3 separate regions of the Homo sapiens genome follow, and all the other regions are linked to region 3. The links are chromatin contacts, found by Hi-C or POLR2A ChIA-PET in ENCODE. All regions are on one chromosome and are shown on one strand. Each heading gives the region's core, a stretch centred on a gene start or an enhancer-like site at or near the end of the contact. The rest is flanking DNA. Distances are from core to core; before and after follow the strand shown.

The links. Hi-C counts contacts between places; a loop is a spot of excess contacts on that map. ChIA-PET counts read pairs that join two places held with the same protein, here RNA polymerase II (POLR2A). Pooled maps may share reads with other maps.
Region 1: a map with no recorded cell type shows a loop between it and region 3 (6-fold over the local background). The contact joins the enhancer-like site here to the promoter of SRSF5 in region 3. A Hi-C loop is called at or near these places in 2 of 168 maps with a recorded cell type or tissue (B cell and naive thymus-derived CD4-positive, alpha-beta T cell), 7 of 37 single-sample maps with no recorded cell type and 11 of 50 pooled maps. POLR2A ChIA-PET finds 5 or more read pairs at or near these places in 3 of 52 experiments (CD4-positive, alpha-beta T cell, GM10248 and OCI-LY7).
Region 2: a loop to region 3 is called in a pooled map, with 9 times the contacts of the local background. The contact joins the promoter of EXD2 here to the promoter of SRSF5 in region 3. A Hi-C loop is called at or near these places in 10 of 50 pooled maps. POLR2A ChIA-PET finds 5 or more read pairs at or near these places in 4 of 52 experiments (A673, CD4-positive, alpha-beta T cell, MCF 10A and 1 more).

The regions. Positions count from the first base shown.
Region 1 is chr14:70,667,624-70,671,172 of GRCh38, reverse strand. It overlaps TTC9 (tetratricopeptide repeat domain 9), which reads right to left. Exons shown (of 3, transcript NM_015351.2): 2 at 3,427-3,549; 3 at 1-97. The coding sequence ends at 18. Among named protein-coding and RNA genes, the nearest start is that of TTC9, 27 kb to the right of the region's middle. Within about 2 kb of position 1,917, at least 3 of the 41 ENCODE cell types and tissues checked have a DNase peak (open chromatin) inside an H3K27ac peak, as active enhancers do; they include B cell and OCI-LY7, where a contact is called at or near this core.
Region 2 is chr14:69,189,902-69,193,384 of GRCh38, reverse strand. It overlaps EXD2 (exonuclease 3'-5' domain containing 2), which reads right to left and starts at 1,887. Exons shown (of 10, transcript NM_001193360.2): 1 at 1,794-1,887. The region is part of intron 3 of GALNT16-AS1 (GALNT16 and EXD2 antisense RNA 1); the gene reads left to right. RefSeq lists a silencer at 1,477-1,666.
Region 3 is chr14:69,765,504-69,768,686 of GRCh38, reverse strand. It overlaps SRSF5 (serine and arginine rich splicing factor 5), which reads right to left and starts at 1,545. Exons shown (of 8, transcript NM_001320214.2): 1 at 1,432-1,545; 2 at 405-549; 3 at 13-83. The coding sequence starts at 530. It overlaps LOC100289511 (a long non-coding RNA gene), which reads left to right and starts at 974. Exons shown (of 1, transcript NR_029378.1): 1 at 974-2,404. RefSeq lists enhancers at 619-668, 665-1,429, 1,539-1,588, 1,629-1,678.

The sequences.
Region 1 (3,549 bases), core at 668-3,167, 900 kb before region 3:
CTGGAGCTGCTTCCTGGTTACATGGCTTCTTTTTCTCTCTGGGAGCATCGGCTGAGTTTCATCTCCGTCAGCTGGATATACCGAATCACGTTGGTGTCTGTGAGGAGAGAAATAAACCTTAGGGAACACCAGGTGAGGGCAACTATCACATTTACAAGGAATTAGCAAAGGCTGTGTCTGCAGACATCCAACAGGCCAGGCTCACTCAACCAAGGTCCCTTCTGCCTATCCATGGTGGCTGAGAGGGCAACTAGATGTCGACCCTCTCCTTCACTGTCTCCCCTTAGCAAATGTGGACAGGTTGGCATGACCCAGGGGATGTGAGAGAGAATGGGTGGGAGAGGAGAGAGAATTTCTCTCCCTCTTTCTATGCAGCAGCGTATCCCAGTGGTTTCCCAGCCGGCGCAGTTAGTTTAGTGAGACCCCAGTTGGAGTTTAACATCAGGCAAGTTGCCAACTTCTCTGAGCCTCCTGTACCATCTGCAAGAAACAACCTCTATTTTTTTTTGTTTGTTTGTTTTTTGAGATGGAGCCTTGTCCTGTTCGCCCAGGCTGGAGTGTAGTGGTGCAATCTTGGTTTGCTGCAAACTCCACCTCTCAAGTTCAAGCAATTCTCCTGCCTCAGTAGCTGGGATTACAGACACATCCCACTGCGCCCAGCTAATTCTTGTATTTTTAGTAGAGACGGGGTTTCATCATATTGGCCAGGCTCGTTTCAAACTCCTGACTTTAGGTGATCTGCCCACCTTGGCCTCCCAAAGTGCTGGGATCAGAGGCGTGAGTGAGCCACCGCGCCCAGCCAACAAGCTCCATTTTTGAATGCCAACCTTGTGCCAGGTTTCTAACCTTCATGATCTCATTTAATCCTCAATACAATCCCGCAAGGTATGTATCCTTCTCCTCACTGTGACAAAATGGAATAGGGACCTAGCGAGATTGAGTCAGATGCCAAGGAGACACATAGTAAATGGTGTGTCTGGCTGCAAAGCCTGTCTCTCCTGAGGACTGTAATACCTGCCTCATGAAATTGCTCTGAAGCCCAAAATAGGTAAGTCTAAAAGTGCTTAAAACAATGATCAACAAATATTAGTCTAATGTAATTTTTTTAAGCTTGAAGAGTTTAAAATGACTTTGCTTTATTGTCTTATTTTTGTCGTTATAAGCAGGGTCAGATGACCACCTCACCAAAACTGGGGCATTTCTTCCCAGTTCCTGTTATTAGTGAGGATGGCATGGCAGGGAACAACTGCTAAGTTCCACACACACCATAACATAAGAGTGACAGGGCTGCCTGGAATAGTTACTTCTGGAAGTAGAAATGAATACTATATCATGCTAAAAAATGCCAGGCGTATCCTCCAGAACCGTGCTGGCAGATAGCAGTGCTCCAGAAAATTCTATTGAATGAGTCCAATGGTTAGTCTTCAAGCTGCTTACAGTTGGTGGAACACGATTTATGTACGGAAAATAAATCAACAACAAGGTGTTCTTTAAAAAGATAAAAAAAGTATACATTTGGACATTTGTGACTTGATTCTAAAGTTTTTTAAAGACTTTTGAAAGGAAGATTGAGTTTAAAAAAAAAAAAAAAAGGCTGGGTGTGGTGGCTCATGCCTGTAATCCCAGCACTTTAGGAGGCCGAGGCAGAAGGATTGCTTGAGCCCAGGAGTTCAAGACCAGCCCTGGCAACATAGCAAGACTTCATCTATACAAAAAATAAAAAACATTAGCCAGGCATGGTAGTGCATGCCTGTAGTCCAAGCTACTGGGGACGCTGAGGTGGGAGGATCATTTGAGCCCAAGAGGCGGAAGTCGTAGTGAGCTGAGATCACACCACTGCACTCCAGCCTGGGCGACAGAGCGAGACTCTGTCTGAAAAAAGAAAAATTATTAACCATATAAACAACAAAAATAGCAACATCAAGTCAAAGTTGTTTAAATGTTACTTCCTCAGAGAGGCTCTTTCTGATCACTTGGTCTAAAATAGCTCCCCCCTCTTTACTCTTTTTTATTTTTTTTGAGACAGTCTCGCTCTGTCACCCAGGCTGGAGTGCAGTGGCGCAATCTTGGCTCACTGCAACCTCCGCCTCCTGGGTTCAAGTGATTCTTCTGCCTCAGCCTCCTGAGTAGCTGGGACTACAAGTGCGTGCCACCATGCCCAGATAATTTTTTGTATTTTTAGTAGAGACGGGGTTTCACCATGTTAGCCAGGATGGTCTTGATCTCTTGACCTCCTGATCCACCCACCTCGGCCTCCCAAAGTGCTGGGATTACAGGCATGAGCCACCGCGCCCAGCCTTACTCCTTTTTTTTTTTTTTTTTTAGACAAGGTCTTGTTCTGTCGCTCAGGCTGGAGTGCAGTGGTGCCATCTTGGCTCACTGTAGCCTCCGCCTTCCAGGTTCAGGTGATCCTTCTGCCTCAGCCTCCCAAGTAGTTGGGATTACAGGTGTCCACCACCACACCCAGCTAATTTTTGTATTTTTAGTAGAGATGGGGTTTCACCATGTTGCTCAGACTGGTCTTGAACTTCTGAGCTCAAGCGATCCACCTGCCTTGGGTTCCCAAAGTGCTGGAATTACAGGCATGAGCCACCACGCCCAGCGCCCCCATTTACTCTTGATCTCTTTATTCTGCTTTATTTTCTTCACAGCGTTTATTACTACTAAGTATTTCATTTGTTTACTATTTGTTTGCTTGTTTACTGGTTGACTTCTAGCCATCCCTTGGTAGAGAGCCCCTCCCTGGGTTCTGTCCCCTCTCCACACTTTTTTTTCCCACTTACAATAGACAGTGAGCCATTATAATATAAGCTCTTTGAAGGCAACAACTTTCTTTTGTTCACTACTATATACCTAGCAATATTGTACCCCCTCAATAAATATCTGTGGAATGAATGAATGAATGACTGGTGGATATGATCTAAGTGAATGCTATAGATAACACATGTCCTAAGGAATAGCATCTGACTGGAGAAGTCAGAGCATGCTTCCTGAAAGGTGCTGGGCTTAGCATCAAATTTGCCTGTTTGTATTCTGTGTCATCAACCAGATGTGAGCGCCTCATGGGTAGCGGCAGTGTCTTTTCATTGATTCCCTTGGTGCTTAGCACAAATCTTGGCACATAGTATGAATTCAATATATATATATTTGTTGAATAAGTGAAGAGAGCTGGATTCTGAGTTGAAAAAGATGAGGAATTCTATACTCTATTTGAAGAGAAGAGGGGCCTGTGCTCCCTGGAACTCAAACCCTAGGCAAATGCATGGGCTGTGTGCTCCTCTTAGGTCTTATCATATATATCTGATCCCTAATTTTGCCATCTCTGTCCCTGCCTGGCCCTCCTAGCCAAGAAAACTGCTGAAATGAGAAGGTCCCAGGAGCCACCAGAGCAGGGAGGAAGTAAGAAAACAGCTATTTCCGCCTTACCTGTTGGTTGTTGGGTCCTTGCTTCTTTCAGGTAGTAGAGTGCTTTGTCATAGTCCCCAAGGTGGTAGAAGGCCACACCAGACCGGTAAAGGGCCTTGAAGTTCTCCCCTTCCTTCTTCAAGA
Region 2 (3,483 bases), core at 638-3,137, 580 kb after region 3:
CATTAAATGATCAAAAGAGCATGGTGGGCCAGACACGGTGGCTCACGCCTGTAATCCCATCACTTCGGGAGGCCAAGGCAGGCGGATCACTCGAGTTTAGGAGTTTGAGACCAGCCTGGCAAATACGGTGAAACCCCGTCTCTACTAAAAATACAAAAATTAGCCAGGCGTGGTAGCGGGTGCCTGTAATACCAGCTACTCGGGAGGCTGAGGCAGGAGAATCGCTTGAACCTGGGAGGCAGAGGCTGCAGTGAGCTGAGATCACGCCACTGCACTCCAACCTGGGCAACAGAGCAAGACTCTGTCTCAAAAAAAAAAAAAAAAGAGAGAGAGAATGGAGGAAATTATTATCCACCGTGGGTGGCAGTTTGGCATTCCTAAATCCCCATACTCTCCCACCCAGCAATTCCACCTGCAGGTACCCATCCTTGAGAAATGCTCTCACATGGGCTCTCACAGAGGTGTGTGGGAAGGATGTTCTCCGCCATACTGTGTCTAACAATGAAAAACTGGAAACAATCTATGGAATCTTACATAACCATGGAATTTACAGAGCAAGTAGAAAGAATAGGTAGATCTCTAGGTACTGACAAAGAAAAAATTCCAAGACCCGTTTTTAAGCATAAAACGTCAAGTTGTGTAATGCATAAAACATGCATATTTGTAAAAGTTTAAAGCGAAATCTTACAAACATATATCTTATACGTACACATACTTGTCAAATAAATGCAAAGAAAAATACACACAAACTGACAACAGTTCTTATTTTGTGGGAAAGGGACTGGTAAAGAAGGTGGAGATGGAAAAAAACAAAATCAAAGAGGATCTGTCTTCCACACTCCCCACCCTCACCACCAAGAACATCAAGCTAAGAAAGATCTGTGTTTAAAATTTTTACATAATTTTGTTACAAGGCTTTATGCACGGACTATAACTAGAATATTTTAAAAATACATTTTTAAAACAAGCTCAACTTGACCAAATTTAATCCATCTTCCCCGCTGCGCCCCAACCCGCACTTCCTAATTCCTATGATTAACAAAACCTTTCAATTCCTTCTATCCTTGGAACAGAACTAAGAAAATAAAGTATAATTTCAATTTTGTGTTTTTGAGGAGAGGGTATATAAAGGAGTTTGAATGTTGGAATCATATCAAAAGCTTATCGGGGGATTGGTTTGTTTGTATTTTAAGGAGCAGATGTCAATTTTGTAATAAATAATGATTAAGGTTCTTAGTTTTGATCCATCCCAGGGATGTGAAAAGCCAAAGAGGTGGCTCCCGGCAAGGCCCAGAGCAGGGTGTGGTCTGGGAGGACAGGGATGGTAGCGAGGGTGGCGGCTCACACGAATCCAGGAGAGAAAACAGCAGCTGTTGCCGCGTCGAACCCGCAGCGCCCGAGGAGCTACCAGGTGCCGCGGGCGGGGCCTCCTTTTTAGCTGACTGGGACACGCAGCCTCGAAGGTCTGGTAGAGTCTCCCAGGGAGAGGGTAAGGGGGTCGAAAGGAGAGGCCCAAGGAGGGCGTGGGAGGCCGCGGGCAGGGGTGAGGCCCTCCTTGCGCACCTGGGTGCTGAACCGCCCCGCCGTGTGCGACGGGGGCGAGGGGGTCACGCCGAGGGGCGGGGAGAGGGGCAGGGCCAACTCGCTCCGGGACAGCGGGGGCCCCGCAATGTCACCCCCGTACACGGTAATATCCCCCCGCTCCACGACCCCTCTTAGTCTGCACTGGAAGCACCCCCTGCCCCGCGCACAATCCTGGTGCAAGGCTTCGCCGGCTTCTGAGCCTCACTTACCTGCTGTCTCGGACTGGGCCGCACACCTGCAGCGGGCTCACGTTAAAGACCTGGAACCTGTGCGGCCGCCTGCGCGCACCCACCCGGATTCACTAGGGCCGTAACCACTTCCGTTCCTGCGACAGGCCTGGAGGACGTAATCCCAGCTGGCGTGTGGGAACGGGCAACGCCATTTTGTACGGAAGCTACTGGGGCAGGTGATGCCTACCCAGTCTCTCTCCTCTGTTGAACAAAGGATCTGTTAAAATTGGAAGGGCTTAACGTCTTCTTCAGAAAAGTGACGCATTTGTTACTGGGATGGTATGTTTGTGTTTTGGTTTTGGCTTTGAAGGGAGAAACCTCCAGAACTCTCACAAATGTAATATGGGACATCGAATTTTCCTTCTTTAGTATCCTGCGTACTGTTTTTCTGCTAAACGATAACAGTAAATAGAAGGAAAGACACTGTATTTAAATAATGTAGTCTTCATTAGCAGTGCACATTATCCTATAGCCACTATAATAATTTTATGTACCCTCCTTTTTTTTTTTTTTTTTTTTTTTTGTAGATACTGTCTCCCTACATTGCCTAGGCTGGTCTCGAACTCCTGGGCTCAAGCGAACCTCACAACTCGGCCTCCCAAAGTGCTGGGATTACAGGCGTGAATGCCCAACCTATGCCATCTTTTATAGCGATAACCACAATACTTTTTGTTTATATATTAAATCGTTCATCCAATCAGTCTTTATTAGCAATTATATGTGAGGCAGTTAATCTGTGCTACATGCATGCTTTTCCTTTCTCATGGAATGTGTAAAACAGAAGGAGAAATGAGATGTGCATAAATAACCAATATAAGGTATAATAATAGCTACCATTTGTTGACTTTGTGCTCACCTGTTGCTAGGAACTTTGCAAAGCATTTTACTTATTTTTTCTCCTTTAATCCCCATAACAACCCTGTGAGGCAGTACTATTATTAGTGCCGTTTTACATAAAATAGAAAAAGGTTAAATAACTTCCTCAAGGTAATTCAGCAAGTAAGCACCGGAGTTAGGAATCAAACCTCATATTTCTGATTGCAGAGCATGTGGCCCCATCCTTTATACTATATTGCCTTCAATACAGGGGCAAATGTTTTAAATTCCATTGAATGAGTACCCATGGGGGAAATTTCCAGCTATTATAGAGGATTAACTCCCTGAATTTTTATCTGCTCCATCTTGAAACACTTAAAAAACAAAGGATAAAGAGGAAATGCAAATTAAAACCACAATGAGATATAGCTAAATGAAAAAGAAAATGTCAAGTATTGGCAAGATTGTGGAGCAACCACAACTCTCATATGCTCCTGAAGGGAACATAAATTGATGCAATCACTTTGTTTAACTGTTTGGCGGTATCAACTGAATCTGAATATGTGAAAAGACTTTGTTCCAACAATTTCACCCCTAGCTGGGGCACAGTGGCTCAACGTGTCATCCCAGCACTTTAGGGATTTTCACTGTGTTGCCCAGGCTGGTCTTGAACTCCTGGCCTCAAGCGATCCTCCCACCTCGGCCTCCCAAAGTGCTGGGCATCATGGTGTGCACCTGTAGTCCCAGCTACTCCAGAAGCTTAGGCAGGAGGACGTCTTGATCCCTGGAGTTTGAGGCTGCAGTGAGTTGTGATCACACCACTGCAGTCCAGCATAGGTGACAGAGCTAGACC
Region 3 (3,183 bases), core at 296-2,795:
CAGGAATCTCACCTTTCACTACAGAGTTCTTTTCCATCAAGCTCATACACAGCATCATCTGCATCCCTTGGATCCTCAAATTCCTAAAATGTAAGCATAAGACTCTTAACATTGGCTTTAGAAGAGTATTCTACAACACATTAAGAGCACTGAAATCAGGAGACAGAATGGGAAGAGTATCTTAACGACACTGCCATACAGTCAAACCTAATCAAGGAGCCACTGGGAGTGGGGTTCCAGTGAGCCGGCAAGTTAAAGTTGTTTTCAGCCTCAATAAAATTCAGACATAAGGCTGGGTAACATTTTCTGAAGGCAAATATTCCACCCGGACTCAAGATCGAAAACAACTGCTTATCAAAACTCTACCTACTTAGCAGATAATTCACCCAGTTCTAAATACTTACCACAAAACCAAAGCCTCTTTTCAGATCAATATCTCTTATCCGTCCATATCCCTTGAAGAATCTTTCCACGTCCTTCTCCCTGGCCGCTGGATTTAGTCTCCCGATGAATACCCGACAGCCACTCATGATGTCCGGCTAGTACTTCCTATTAGAAAGTAATTCAATCGAGATAATAGCAATGACTGTCACAGAGAAACGCCTGATTAAACAATCAAAAACATCAACGGCATAAAATGTTTACACAGTGATGTTATGAACGAGATTGCCAACAGAGCCTCTAATGAGGCCAGGTTACCTGCAGACAAAATGAAAACCCAGCTCCCTCCCAACACGGTCCGCTACTGGGCCCAGACCGCAGCAACCGCAACGCCCACTGCCACCTTTCCAACTGCGCAGCCGCACACTCTCCGGGCTCTCCGGCCCCCTCCCATCTGCCGCAGTTAGGAAAGGCCGAGAAGTGCGGGCGGAGCCGCCCGCGCCCTCCGCAAAGCCAGCCCAATGGCGGCCTCGCGGGCGCGTCACAGCGGGTGGAAGCCAGAATCTCGCGACGCCTCGACCGCGCCTGCGCCAACAGCAGCGGGCGGGCGCTCTGCGGCCACAAAATGGCGGCGGTGGAATCAAAGGCAGCAGAGCTGCGCGTGCCAAATTCCCTCTTCCCTTCTCCTCCCAGCAACCCCCTTCTCGGGGGTCACTGCGGCCGCCCTACAAAAGGCCCAGCCGCATCGCCAGCAAAGTCAGGGAGATCCCGGCCCACTATTCTACGTGTCCAGGAGATGAAGACATTAAGACTGGCAGGGACGGGCGCACAACCGCTGTGTAAAAACGACCCGAACAGTGACCGCCCTTTCACCTCAGTACCCCTCAAACAGTATGCCAAAAGGGAGACGTGCCCCAGCGCCCACCTCGAATCAACTGCGCTCATTAGACGCCATCCTCCGCAAAGAGAGCAGCCCCGGCCGCTCACGATCTGAGCGGCCATGAAGAAGCCTCGATCCGAGAAGGCTTGCCCTCAAAGTGAGCCACTCACCTACCGGACGGGGTCTTTGGCGGCTGAGACCCAGACAGGTCCGTAGTCTGCGACGGAGTCGTCGACCTCCACGCAGACCAGGACTTAACTCGTCTACGCCACTCCACAACTGACGCACTTAGCAGCTCTGGCGCTCCACAAAATGGAGGGCGCGTCCTACGTCACTTCCGGGGACGCCCCTGGGCCTTGGGTCCACCCCGTTGGACCTAGGGAAGACGGAAGTTTTGGGAGGGCCGGAAATTTAGGAGGATGTGGGCCTCTCTGACACTGCGAGTGACCGAACCCTGCTCCCGCGGTGGGTGGGGTCGGGGGCGAGAACTCGTTTGGGCTCGGCCGGCTGGTGCCGGAGTCTGGAGGGACATCTGTTGACGTCGTTCGCCCCTGCTAAGTCCTTGGCGTTCGGTTCATCATCATCTCTCCCAGAAGAGTCTCCTGAGAAAAGTGGCAACCCTTCTTGTATCTAAAGTTTTTCTTAGACACCCAGAAGATTACTAATTAGGAGAAACTTAGCTTTGCAGAAATACCTGGCCTTTCCTTAGCTCTTGCTGCTTGCAATTTAAATTTGCCCTCAAAGCAGGGAGCTCCTAGATGTTCGAGTTCTTTTTTCAACCATGCCACAGCTGTGTGGTTTTGTTGTGGTGAGAAGACTAAGGCACTGAAGTATTTTTTAAATGAAAGGATTTTCACTGATGAAATGTTGAAAATGGGACTGCAGCTAGAAGGCTGTCTTGAATTGAGGCTGGAATACAGATTTCTGCATGTCCGTCACTCTGGGAGAGTGGCTGGAAGAGGTTTCAAGCTGTTTTTTGTTGTTTTTTTTGAGACAGTCTTGCTCTGTCGCCCAGGCTGGAGTGCAGTGGCGCGATCTGGGCTCCGCCTCCCGGGTTCACGCCATTCTTCTGCCTCAGCCTCCCGAGTAGCTGCGACTACAGGCGCCCGCCACCACACCGGCTAATTTTTTTGTATTTTTAGTAGAGACGGGGTTTCACCGTGTTAGCCGGGATGGTCTCGATCTCCTGACCTCGTGATCGGCCCGTCTCGGCCTCCCAAAGTGCTGGGATTACAGGCATGAGCCACCGCGCCCGGCCTCAAGCTGCTTTTAAGTCCAAATGGTATTTGGTTAATCCTCTCCGTTCAGATTTCTGTAATGTAACACATGAAAGTTTACAATTCTTTAGAAACAGACAATGCCGTGCTTTCAAAGTGGGTGTAAAACACAGCCCTCCATATTAACTCCCGCGTTGTCCCGATAAGGTTGGTAGACCTAGAAACTTAGGCATAAAGAGATTGCTTAACTTCGCTTTAATGCTTTTATGTAGAACCCAGTGCACCCCATTTTTGAGAAGTGCCTGGAATGTGGAGTTGCATGCTTGCAACTAGAGTTAAACAGAGAAAAAGTAGTTCCGGAAGGAGAGCAACTGACCCTTAACTCGACCTCAGGGGCCTTTAGGCACTCAGAACTGAAACTTGGATAGTTTGTAAGGGATAAGCTTGTCCATTCATAGTTATATGTACAAATAAAAAGAGCCTCAGTGAAGTTAGTTACCTATAATGTGGGAGTTAAGGATGGGTTTATAACACAATATGTATTTAATGTATTTGTTCAATGAAAAGAAAAAAATGTTACCTAGTTGTTGGCCTGATGAACATTGGCATTTTATAATGCACAAATTGTCCCAAACCAGTTGGTATTTAATTACATTTGTTTGGTTTCTGCATAATAAACAAGTCTTCCGATTACTTTCTACATTT